3 separate regions of the Homo sapiens genome follow, and regions 1 and 3 are each linked to region 2. The links are chromatin contacts, found by Hi-C or POLR2A ChIA-PET in ENCODE. All regions are on one chromosome and are shown on one strand. Each heading gives the region's core, a stretch centred on a gene start or an enhancer-like site at or near the end of the contact. The rest is flanking DNA. Distances are from core to core; before and after follow the strand shown.

Region 1 (3,853 bases), core at 616-3,115, 75 kb after region 2:
TCCAGAATATCAGGTTAATAGGGCAACAAATGATTTGCCTGCTAGAGGTGCTCACAAGTCTCTTACTCCTAGCAGCCCTCCATGGTGAGATTATGTTAGGGACTGCCATCCTACGCCTTCAAACATCAAAGACAGGTGACTTTCCTATGGACATAAAATGGTTCTAAAACAGTATTTTCCCCTACATAGAAATCAGTTATGTGAACGACAATGTAATTCTCAGCATTTCTTGAATCCTGGTTATTTCATGTAAACAAGAATGCTTGGATTCCTAATATAGTACTGGCAAAATTATTCTTTTTGGCCTGATGAACTAGTTTTATTTATTTACGACAGAGTCTCACTCTGTCACCCAGGGTGGAGTAAAGTGGTGCGATCTTGGCTCACTGCAACCTCTGCTCACTGAACCTCCCCGGGTTCAAGCAAACCTTGGCTCACTGAACCCCCCTGGGTTCAAGTGATTCTCCTGCCTCAGCCTCCTGAGTAGCTGGGATTATAGGCATGCCACGATGCCCAGCTAATTTTTGTATTTTTAGTAGAGACGGGGTTTCACCATGTTGGCCAGGCTGGTCTCAAACTCCTGACCTCAAATGATCTGCCCGCCTGGGCCTCCCAAAGTGCTGGGATTGCAAGCGTGAGCCACCGCGCCCAGCCAGAACTCGCTTTAAACCCATTTTTTTCTTTAATGAATTTGAATCTCAACTAAGAAAAAAAAGAACTATTCTTAGTTTCACCTCCCTCAAAAAAAAATTCCCCTTAAGTTCTCTCAGGGCTCATAAATGTCAAAGCAAAATGCAAATTTCTACCTTTCTCCCCACAACCAAATAGTGTTACTCAAGTTAACATGTTGCAGTTTATGCTTTTAAGCGGCTTAAATGTTACTCATATTATGAAACTACAAAACACCCTATTTTAGTAATACTTCATGAAAATAAAATTCTTTGGAGAAATGACAAGTTAAAGCTTCCCAGTAGAGCTCATATAATGATTTATGAATTTCTTTATCACATGTGCCTAACTCTACAGAAAAGCAATGGCATAAAAATTCAGCAGCAACTTTACCTTCATGAATAAACTGAATGTTGTCTTTGGGTCACATTTTGTTGGAATAACATTTCCTTCAACATCTTTGATCTTTTTGCCACATTTCTTCAGCAGAAAATACGACAAAAATTCCAGAGGTTTGTCCTAAAGAATGCCCAACCCCCCCGCAAGAAAAATGCCCATTTAAAACATTCTTCTGAAATACAGATGTCAATACTGCAGCAGAAGAGAGAGCACACTTTTTAGCAGGGATTTCAGCTTTCTACCTAATTAATTGACATGTCCAGAAAACAGAGTGACTAGTGCTCAATTCAAGTCAGTACATGAGACTTTCTAGTTCATCTCATATTCCAGTTACCATATGTACTCTTGGTTCTCAACAATTTGTCACAATCCAGTTAAGACACCAAAATTTTATGGGAGGGTCTCTCAAGATCTTTGGAACCAAAGTGGCCCACACCAACCCCTTGGCCAAATGAGGAAACGGGACAGGAAGGATCTTGTTGTCTTTCAGGGGGAGGAAGAAGGCCTGGGAGAGAGGCTGCAGTAGCAGAATTGCTGGGAAAACATGCTGGGGCTCTCAAATTTGGTTCCCCTCAGGCTATAGGTTTGAGCACCATCCAAATTATATCATACATGGTTATTTTTAAATAATTAGGTGGAAATAAGTACACTGAACTGACACCAAGCATGCTGAGTAATCCTTCAGTGTTTTGGCAGACAGTGAGGGGGCACCTCTGTGAATATCCCTGCTCATTTTATCAGCAAGGCTCGCCAAAGGCCTTTCGTCATTGGGCTGCCTGAGCCTCACTGCAGAGCTGAGACTTCACAGGAGACAAACTACAGCTAATGCAGCTTCGCAGCCCCCACCCAGTGCAGGACAGCTACGCCCAGAAATGCCTGGTGCAGACCCAGGAAGCCACACTGAAACAGGAGCAGATACTCAATAATAAGGAGAGAGAGAATGTGTGCAGAGACAATGTTAAATTCACCCACAAAGCAGAATTATGATGGTGGAAGAGAAAGATTTGAGACTCTCCTTGAGAATTCCTTGGAAACTAGAGAATTTAGATTATTGAATATGTTAACAGCAGCCCTATCTCCATTCTATTCCCGACTCCCCTCAGAGGGAGAGCTGCACGTTGCCTTTTCTTTTCTTTTTCTTTTTTTGAGACAGAGTCTTGCTTTGTCACCCAGGCTGGAGTGCAATGGCACGATCCCAGCTCACTGCAACCTTCACCTCCTGGGTTCAAACAATTCCCTGGCCTCAGCCCCCTGAGCAGCTGGGATTACAGGTGCCCGCCACCATGCCCGGCTAGTTTTTGTATTTTTAGTAGAGACGGGGTTTCACCATGTTGGCCAGGCTGGTCTCCAACTCCTGATCTCAAATGATCCGCCTGCCTCGGCCTCCCAAAGTGCTGGGATTACAGGCATAAGCCACCACGCCTGGCCACATTGCATTTTCCTATAGCCATGCTGTCCTCTTTGGGGCTGGGAGAGCTGTCTGGAGACTGGCCTCTCCTCACTATTTTCTGAAATGTGGACTGGCTCCTTCTCACTGTTTTCTGAAGTGTAGACTGACCTTAATGAGAGAGAACCTTGGATCTGTGTCTGATGAAATTGTTTCTTTGGGTTTCTCCTACACCCATCCCCAGCCGAATTACTGATTTGCTTCTTTCCGTTCCGTTGTGTTCTCTTTCCCTTCCTCTCTCATCTAGCCCCTTTTCCCGTCATCTTTTCACATCTGGGTCACACTTTCTCAGATTTCTCCTGAAACTAGGAATTGGTTTCTCTGTTGAGTAAAGTTTATGTGAAATATAAAGCCACTAACATGTTTTATTAAAAAAAAAAAAAAGTCACTTCTGACTGAAATTAAGCACAAGACAGAAAACAGGGCACAATGTAATAAACTTTAAATAACCTAGAAGATTTTCCTACTTGTCTGTTTTGTGTACTTAACACATCTTGGGCCCAGAATCTCTTAGTGGCTATTTTTATAAACTGATGTAATTTCTCTGAGGAACTGTGCTCTGAAAGGGATAAACTGGTCAAAAAAATTAATAATAACTGCAAACAGAATTTATTTAAATGTTGGTTTTCATAGTTTACTTTCTTCAAAGAAACACTTACAGAATCTTCTTTTGACAACTCCATCAATCCATCTGCCAGAGCTTGCGCAGTATCTTGGTTGTTTAGAATGTTGGTCATACCCATGGTGTCAAACATAAACTGCCCTGTAAATACAAGGCCACATGCCCTGTAATTGATTTATGTAAGAAATGTGATTTAAAAACAACAACTCAGTCCTCACAGTTTCTTTTTTTTTTTTTTTTTTTTGAGACAGAATCTTACTCTGTTGCCCAGGCTGGGGTGCTGTGGCAAAATCATAGCTCACTGCAGCCTTGATCCAAGTGATCCTCCCACCTCAGCTTCTCAAGTAACTGGGACTATAGGCATGCACCACCATGCCTGCTTAATTTTTTAACTTTTATTTATTTATTTATTTTGAGATGGAGTCTCGCTCTTGTCACCCAGGCTGGAATGCAGTGGCGCAATCTGGGCTCACTGCAACCTCCGCCTCCTGGGTTCAAGCAATTCTCCTTCCTCAGCCTCCTGAGTAGCTAGGATTACAGGTGCCTGCCACCACGCCCAGCTAAATTTTTTTTTTTTTTTTTTTTTTTGTAGTTTTAGGAGAGACCGGGTTTCACCATGTTGGCCAGGCTGGTCTTGAACTCCTGACCTCAAGTGATCCTCCTGCCTTGGCCTCCCAAAGTGCTGGGATTACAGGCGTGAGCCACTGCAGCCAGCC
Region 2 (3,906 bases), core at 712-3,211:
ATAGTTTCCTTCCTTCATGTGGAGGTTCTAAACAGAGACGAAAGTAATCATGTAATGGAGGTAAGTACGCTTTCCTCTGAAATGATTTTGTAGCTGTATTTTTTCTGGTCTAAAAGTATCACTTATTTACCTGCAAACAGTTTCTCAGTCCTTCATCTTTCTCCTCTATTTAAAATTGAATGTAGAATATCTGGCTGTAGGAGAAACATAAGCCAGACTACAGTGGATAGATAGAATACTCTACCATATTTTTGGGGGGTGAACAATAAGGTATTTTTAAGAATTTCTGCCATGAAAATTTCTAAATCTAGTCTCAGACTTAGTGACATATTCTGTGTTTTACTTAGAGGTCTAAAATCTTACTTTAAAGACCCGGTGTGAGTAGAAGCAGCCTAGGCTTTGGGGTCTGACTGATCTAGGTTTATATCTTAACTGTCAGTTACTACAAGCATGACCTTGGCATCATGGAGCCTCAGTTTTCTTATCTGTAAATAGGAGCTTTGCAGGGGTACTGTGGTTACGAGGTGAAATAAATATTCAGTGGCAAGTATAGGGCCAAACATACGTAGACATTTGATGTAGCCATTGTTATCACTCATTAGAAGGACAATTTGGTTTTATTACTTCTTTCTAGATAAGAGTCTCCCTAAATAATGTAAGGGAGATGGTGGTCCAAATTTTGTGGTGATAGACATTTTGTGCCTCTTGTTTCTGTATCCATTTTTACAAAAATTCTAATATCTAATTCATGTCTTATTTTAGTTTTCAATATATATGTCCTTTTTTATTTTGAAGTAATGATTATTTTGTGGTTAACAGTAAAGGACCTTCCTCTGCCAAGATTTGTTGCTTCAAAGAATGAACAGGAATCTCGCCATGCAGCCTCATATTCTTCAGATTCTGAAAATCAAGGGTCGTATTCTGGTGTAATTCCCCCACCACCTGGCAGGGGGCAAGTGAAAAAGGGATCCGTAAGCCATGATACGGTTCAGCCTCGTACATCTGCAGATGCACAGGTAATCACATGCATGTAAATATTAGCAGTTGATGCCCTGTGCAAATGCTTCACTAAGGCTCTTATTGGTAGCTTAATAATTAAAATGTCTCCTTAAAGTTAAAATTTTAAAATAATATTCTTTTCTAGGAACCTGCATCCCCAGTAGTTTCACCACAGCAATCCCCACCAACTTCTCCACACACATGGAGGAAGCACAGCCGTCATCCCAGCGGTGGGAATAGTGAGAGGCCTCTCGCGGGACCTGGGCCATTTTGGTCTCCCTTTGGTGAAGCACAATCAGGTATTTAGAGATTGATTGATTAGAGTGTCATTGTGTTGCCCAGGCTGGTCTTGCACTCCTGGGTTCAAATGATCCTCCTGCCTCAGCCTCCTGAGTAGGTGGGGATTATAGGCTTGTGCCACAGAACCTGGCTTAGAGATTTTTTGAAAGTAACAATTATTTAGGGTTGTAAATTGAAGGAAACTTGATAATATTCCTTCAGGAGTTGCCTCCCAGATAGTTTTTAATTGTAAGTTTAAGTTAAATAGAAGCAAAAACCAACTATGGAAATTTGTAAGTGGATACATTGCTTTGAAAAGTGGTAATTGCATTTATGTGTATCTGTGATGTTTAGACAAGTTTATGGATACCAGATTCTCTAAAGGTAAAATGAATAATTATTTCCCAGAATATTATGTATATATTACATACATTTTATTGACAAGGAGAGCACAAAATAATTGAAGATATTTAAATGAGGTATAATTTCTAATAGAACAGAAAAGATTCCATTTTGGAAATTGTTAGATTTCTTCAGAGTAAGAGTTGGAAAGAAAACTTCCTAGTAACTTTTTTCCTCAAACATGAGTCAGCATGTTTACCCATTCTCCTTATAGGTTCTTCTGCTGGTGATGCAGTGTGGTCAGGGCATTCCCCACCTCCACCTCAAGAAAACTGGGTCAGTTTTGCAGATACTCCACCAACCAGTACTCTTTTAACCATGCATCCTGCTTCTGTCCAGGTGTGACATTTTATTGGTATTGCATTTTTATTTGCTTCATTCAGAGTATTGCTCCAGTCGTTGTTTTTATATTTTGCTGTTGCAGATTTTATAAATGCAAATCCACTCATTTATTTAAAAGCAAAATTCTGCTCTGTGCATTTCAAATCTGTTATCATTGGAATGTTTCAGCTGATTTTATTTCTGTTTCTGATTCCCTAGTGAAGTTTTGAAAGGTTTCTGCATCTGGAAATATATTTGCTTGGCTTTCTTAGCACATTTTCATAACTTTCTGTTGCTTACATAATTGCTGTCATTCTACTCGTTTCTATAATCATTGTGCAAAAACATATCCAATAATCTGACTGTAACAGATGTGTGGTTTTACATTTTAAATATACACAAAAAGCAAGTTTTACTTTCAAAGATAAATAACCTAGCAATCTTGGTCCATATAATCATGTAGGTAGATATTGTACTGAGGAAAAAATGTTTCATTACAGGACCAGACAACAGTACGAACTGTAGCATCAGCTACAACTGCCATTGAAATTCGTAGGCAATCCAGTAGTTATGATGATCCCTGGAAAATAACAGATGAACAAAGACAGTATTATGTAAATCAGTTTAAAACCATTCAGCCTGATCTAAACGGATTTATTCCAGGTGAGTTGTTGAAAACAGAAGTTCTTCTAGATGGGACAGGAGAATCTCAATTTCATAATATCAAAGACATTGTTTTATTGGTCATAGATTTTAATTATAAAATAATTATCAGATTATTTGTCTAAAAAGAATTTATAATCACTGGGGGCCAAAAACATGACATATTCACATATTAAAAATATCTTTTCCCAGTTAAAAAAGTCTAAGACTCTTACATTCTGTTCGTGGATCCGTAAGTTCAGAATAACATTAAACAACACTGTTTTAATATTTCAGGATCTGCAGCTAAAGAGTTTTTTACAAAATCAAAACTTCCTATTCTTGAACTTTCTCATATTTGGTAAGTGTGGTATATCATTAGTTGGGTAACTGGGTTGCTTCCAAGGAGTTTCTAGCAGATAGATTTTAGAGCCTTAAAAAATAAACAACTAACCCCTTCAAGAATGCTGTCAAAGAACTCAGTATTGCCTTACAATAGCCAGCTTCTCTCTTATTCTGCAGAAAAGAAATAAGTGATACTGATACAGTAGTTCTTTGTAAAGAGCTAAAATTCTTTAAGCTGTATCAGCTGTTTTTTTGTTGCTAGCATAATGTATGAGATAAAAGTTAGTTTGCACATACATGGTTATATTTATCCCATTGGTTTTTTATCAAGTTTAGTAAGTCCTATACCATGCCATAAGTTTAGGAATGGTGTTAGCTTCCATTTAACCAGAGACTTAAGAATAGCTGTGTTGGAATATGGTTCGAATTGGCTATTAGAACACAAAGTGTAATCACAAATTACTTTATAAAAATAGGCCAGGGCCGGGTGCGGTGGCTCATACCTGTAATCTTAGCACTTTGGGAGGCCGAGGCAGGTGGATTACCTGAGCTCAGGAGTTTGAGACCAGCCTGGGCAACATGGTGAAACCCTGTCTCTACAGAAAAATTAGCCGGGCATGGTGGCACATGCCTGTAATCCCAACTACTGGGGAGGCTGAGGCACGAGATTCGCTTGAACCTGGGAGGTGGAGGTTGCAGTGAGCCAAGATTGTGCCATTTCACTCCAGCCAGGGTGACAGAACGAGATTCTGTCTCAAAAAAACAAAACAAGCAAAAAGAAAACACAAACTGGGTGTGGTGGTTCACGCCTGTAATTCCAGCACTTTGGGAAGCCAAGGCAGGCAGATTGCTTGAGCCCAGGAGTTCAAGACCAGCCTGAGCAACATGGTGAAACCCCATCTCTATTAAAAAGAAAAA
Region 3 (3,917 bases), core at 1,322-3,821, 130 kb after region 2:
ATTCAAGGAATCAATGATGTTATCAAGGGCCAAGGATTTTTTATATTTTCACTTTGCCATCCTCAACCATTTACTTTGGTCCTCGGGCTTGTCCCAAAATAGTTCTCAAATGACTAACTGCAGTGAGCATTGGTCTTCACACAACAGTCACCACAGCTAGCAGGATGGAAGAAAAGACGTTCATCCTCAAATCTTGTTTAAGTTTCTTTCAGCAAGAAGAAGACTCTCCACCCTTATGTCTCCCTGGGCAGAATTAATATCTACACGCCCTTTCCTAAAGCAGACACCATCCAGGGGAGGCAGTGATCATGATGAATTTAGTCCAACCCTGACCCACCCTTGGTAGGGTGGGGGTTACTTACCAGCCACTCCTGAAGCATAGAATGCCTTGTAGGGGGTGGAAATCAGGGTTTCTGTCAGGAAGAAGGAGAGGAATGTGGAATGGCTTGGCTGGGCCAGTAATCAACAGTGTCTAACCCGGTAAGCAGGAATTGAAGAAAGACAAGGGGAAAGATTTCTCCAGCCACCTTGAATTAAGTAATGAAAACTTGAATTATGCAAAGTATTAGTAATCTCCTATATTCTAACACTTGGTTTTTTGTTTTTTGTTTTTTTTTTGGTACATGAAGTCTTGCTCTGTAGCCCAGGCTGGAGTGCAATGGTGCGATCTCAGTTCACTGCAACCTCCACCTCCCAGGTTCAAGCGATTCTCCTGCCTCAGCCTCCCGAATAGCTGGGATTAGAGGTGCCCGCCACCACGCCCGGCTAATTTTTTTTTAATTAAAACTTGGAATATTTTGAAAAACTCCTTCCTCCTAGAGAGCTACCAAATGAAAATTTTTTTCTGATTATCTTTTTGTCATTTTTGGAATTAGGAGTGCTTTAGATATCTGAATTCATTCAACAAGCATTTATTGAGTGGCTGCTATGTGCCTGGTATGGCTCTAAGTGCTAGAGATGAAAAGAGTCACCAAAGTCTTTGCTATCATGGAGCCATCATTCTAATGGGGTAGGCAGACAGCAAATAAACAAGTCCTGCATGTCACATAGTGTCAGGTGGTGTCAAGCGGTAGACAGAGAAGCTCAACATGAGAAAGGAGGGGAGAGCAGCTCCACACACTCACAAAATGGGAGTGAGAACTTCAAGCCAGTGGATGTTGCCTAATATAGGCCAATAACCTTCCCTCCATCCACACAAAAAAAAAGAGCTTTGGCTTTCTGCTTTCTCCCTTCCTTTTAAAACGCAATGATTTCCTTTTTTTTTTTTTTTTTTTAAGCATCATCCACCTCTAAAAACCATCCCAATTGCAAATGCTAATATTTCATACAGTTATCCTTAACCAGCCCATGCAGGTAGAAGGGCAGGAACATGTGCAGAATACTGGGCAAAGGGGAAGGAAGTGAAGATGACTCAAATTTCCAGACTTGCCTTGGATATTTAGAAAACAGTCGTTTTAGATACAAGTGTACACTTTCACTTTGAATACTCCCCTCTCCTCTCTGACAAAGATTCTCTGCTTGACCAAACTTTAGTCAAGCTTCTGAAACTTCCCCTTGGCCCACCTGTGCACTTCCTTATAAAATTCTGCTTTAGTAAAGAGCCCTGTTAAGTCAGTTTAGGAAGAACCCCCCACCCCCGGATATCTTGTCAGGTTCCTCATCCTCCACCCTCCCCCAGGTGTTGTCTGAGCACCCTGGCCTGTCATCAGCGAGAGTCCTGTTGGGTCAGTGTATTCAGATCCCCGCTTACCCCTGATGTTTCCTCGAGTAATTTTCCATCCATTGAGCCCCATCCTGCTCCTTGGCTATCCGCCCATGCTGCATTTGAAGTTGAGCCCAATCTCTCTCCCGTGACCCCATGCAGCAGTCCCTGTAGCTATCTCCAAGGTTCTCAGTAACGTCCGCCTTACTGTCTTCAGCAAGTTTCATTCGATGTTTTCTTCTTTAACCTCTTTACCATCTCCACACAGAAATACTCTCCTTTTAAATGGACATTCAGTAACTGAGAGTGACATGGCTGCTCTATATTTAAAATTAACCTAGGAGTATGTTGTCTCTGAAAAACTGCACACCAGATTGCCTCACAGATCACAGCTGAGACAGACGTCCTCAAGTGAGCCCTCACAGGCTGCGTGGGAAGAATGGAAGAGGGGGTAATGAAGTGGGAGAGGGGGCTGTTCTCTCTTAATACACCTTGGTGGATATTTTTCTGCCCTCCAACCCCATTTCAAGTCTGCTCTGATGGAGACAAGTGACGAGAGTGAATCCTTCATGGGCTGTTTATGATCTCACACGCACACGCACATACACACCTGGGTCAATGCATTCCCCCTCTAGGGAATGCAGTTGCATGAATGCTGCCCCACCCATCCAGGAAAGCTGCAAGTTTGAGCAGCTCTGGCTCTGGAACCAAAGGCCTTTGTTTGAGGAATTACCAGGCACTAAGCAGAGGCAATTCAAAACCGGTTCCACCAGTGTGGCAAGGGGACTGATTCAAACTCCTCACGGGTTTCTCTGAGTGTAACAGACACAAGCAGCCCAGTTTCCTTTAAGGAGTCACAGGAAAGGTCAACCTAGTCAAGTGGTAGGGGAAAGACATCACTGGAAACCATTAGTCATGTGGACGACACGGGGCCATAACATACCAAGAAAAGCCACAATTGAGGTATAAAGTTGCTAGGCATGAAAGACCAGCAGAGAAGTCTTCCCAGGAGAAGGGACATTTTAGTTTGCCAGAGGGATGGTTTAAGAAGCTAAACCTTTAAAAAATGTCTTAAATATCATAAAATTCCACTTAGGAAATCATCTTAAAACTTACTAGGGAATACTTATTAGGCCAGGAAAGAAAACTCTAAGATATTTGAATATATCTCATAGAGATTATGAATAATTTTTTAAAAGAAAATTGTGTTGACAGTTTCCACCAATATTGCAATACCCTGTTTATAACTGACTGAATTAAAACAAAATTATTTGGAAATTATAAAACCATCTAAAACAATGGCCTCTCTACCTTGAAAGAAAGGTATTGCACAAATATAGCCTAGCTTACATATAAACATTTCAAGTATTCAAATAATACTAATTTCTTTCATTTATTAATTTATTTACAGTTATTGGGTAAGCAAGACTACAGGAATAAATGATCCAAAAGAAATGCTTAATAATTAAAAATTGATTGCACTACCATTGGACCCAGCAATTCCACTCCTATATGTATAGCTAAGAGAAATAAAACATCTCTATGCAAAACTTGGACACAGATGTTCATAGCAGCACTATTTATAATAATTATTTACAATAATCAACTGAGGAGTGGATAAATAAAATATGGCACATCCATACAATGGGATAATATTTGGCAATAAAGGAAAGAAGTACTGACATGTGTAACAAAATGGATGAACCTTGAGAACGTTATAATATGTGAAAGAAGCCAGTCACAAAAGACCACATACTGTCTAATTCCATTTATACGAAAAGTCCAGAATAGGCAAATTTATAGAGACAGAAAGCAGATTTGTGTTTGCCCAGATCTAGAGGGATGGAGATGAGAAGTTACTGTTAATGGGTAGGGGGGTTCTTTGTGGGATGATGAAATGGTCTAAACTTAACATGTGATGATGATCACACAACTCTGTGAATGTACCGGAACCACTGAATTGTACCCGTAAATGGGTGATTTTTATTGTATGTGAATTATATCTCAATAAAGATGTTTAGGCCGGGCGCGGCGGCTCATGCCTGTAATCCCAGCACTTTGGGAGGCCGAGGCAGGCAGATCATGAGATCAGGAGATCGAGACCATCCTGGCTAACACGGTGAAACCCCATCTCTACTAAAAATACAAAAAAAGTAGCTGGGCGTGGTGGTGGGCGCCTGTAGTCCCAGCTACTCAGGAGGCTGAGGCAGGAGAA

The links. Hi-C counts contacts between places; a loop is a spot of excess contacts on that map. ChIA-PET counts read pairs that join two places held with the same protein, here RNA polymerase II (POLR2A). Pooled maps may share reads with other maps.
Region 1: a loop to region 2 is called in a pooled map, with 3 times the contacts of the local background. The contact joins two enhancer-like sites. A Hi-C loop is called at or near these places in 4 of 50 pooled maps. POLR2A ChIA-PET finds 5 or more read pairs at or near these places in 3 of 52 experiments (GM12878, MCF 10A and activated CD4-positive, alpha-beta T cell).
Region 3: a map of Caco-2 shows a loop between it and region 2 (6-fold over the local background). The contact joins two enhancer-like sites. A Hi-C loop is called at or near these places in 1 of 168 maps with a recorded cell type or tissue (Caco-2) and 9 of 50 pooled maps. POLR2A ChIA-PET finds 5 or more read pairs at or near these places in 4 of 52 experiments (GM10248, T-cell, activated CD8-positive, alpha-beta memory T cell and 1 more).

Annotation. Positions count from the first base shown.
Region 1 is chr6:138,867,528-138,871,380 of GRCh38, reverse strand. It overlaps ECT2L (epithelial cell transforming 2 like), which reads right to left. Exons shown (of 22, transcript NM_001077706.3): 13 at 3,175-3,278. Among named protein-coding and RNA genes, the nearest start is that of ECT2L, 73 kb to the right of the region's middle. Within about 2 kb of position 1,865, at least 5 of the 41 ENCODE cell types and tissues checked have a DNase peak (open chromatin) inside an H3K27ac peak, as active enhancers do.
Region 2 is chr6:138,942,611-138,946,516 of GRCh38, reverse strand. REPS1 (RALBP1 associated Eps domain containing 1) reads left to right here. Exons shown (of 20, transcript NM_001286611.2): 3 at 820-1,016; 4 at 1,145-1,298; 5 at 1,895-2,019; 6 at 2,502-2,664; 7 at 2,941-3,004. Among named protein-coding and RNA genes, the nearest start is that of REPS1, 44 kb to the left of the region's middle. Within about 2 kb of position 1,961, at least 2 of the 41 ENCODE cell types and tissues checked have a DNase peak (open chromatin) inside an H3K27ac peak, as active enhancers do.
Region 3 is chr6:138,816,590-138,820,506 of GRCh38, reverse strand. The region is part of intron 4 of ECT2L (epithelial cell transforming 2 like); the gene reads right to left. Among named protein-coding and RNA genes, the nearest start is that of ECT2L, 22 kb to the right of the region's middle. Within about 2 kb of position 2,571, at least 11 of the 41 ENCODE cell types and tissues checked have a DNase peak (open chromatin) inside an H3K27ac peak, as active enhancers do.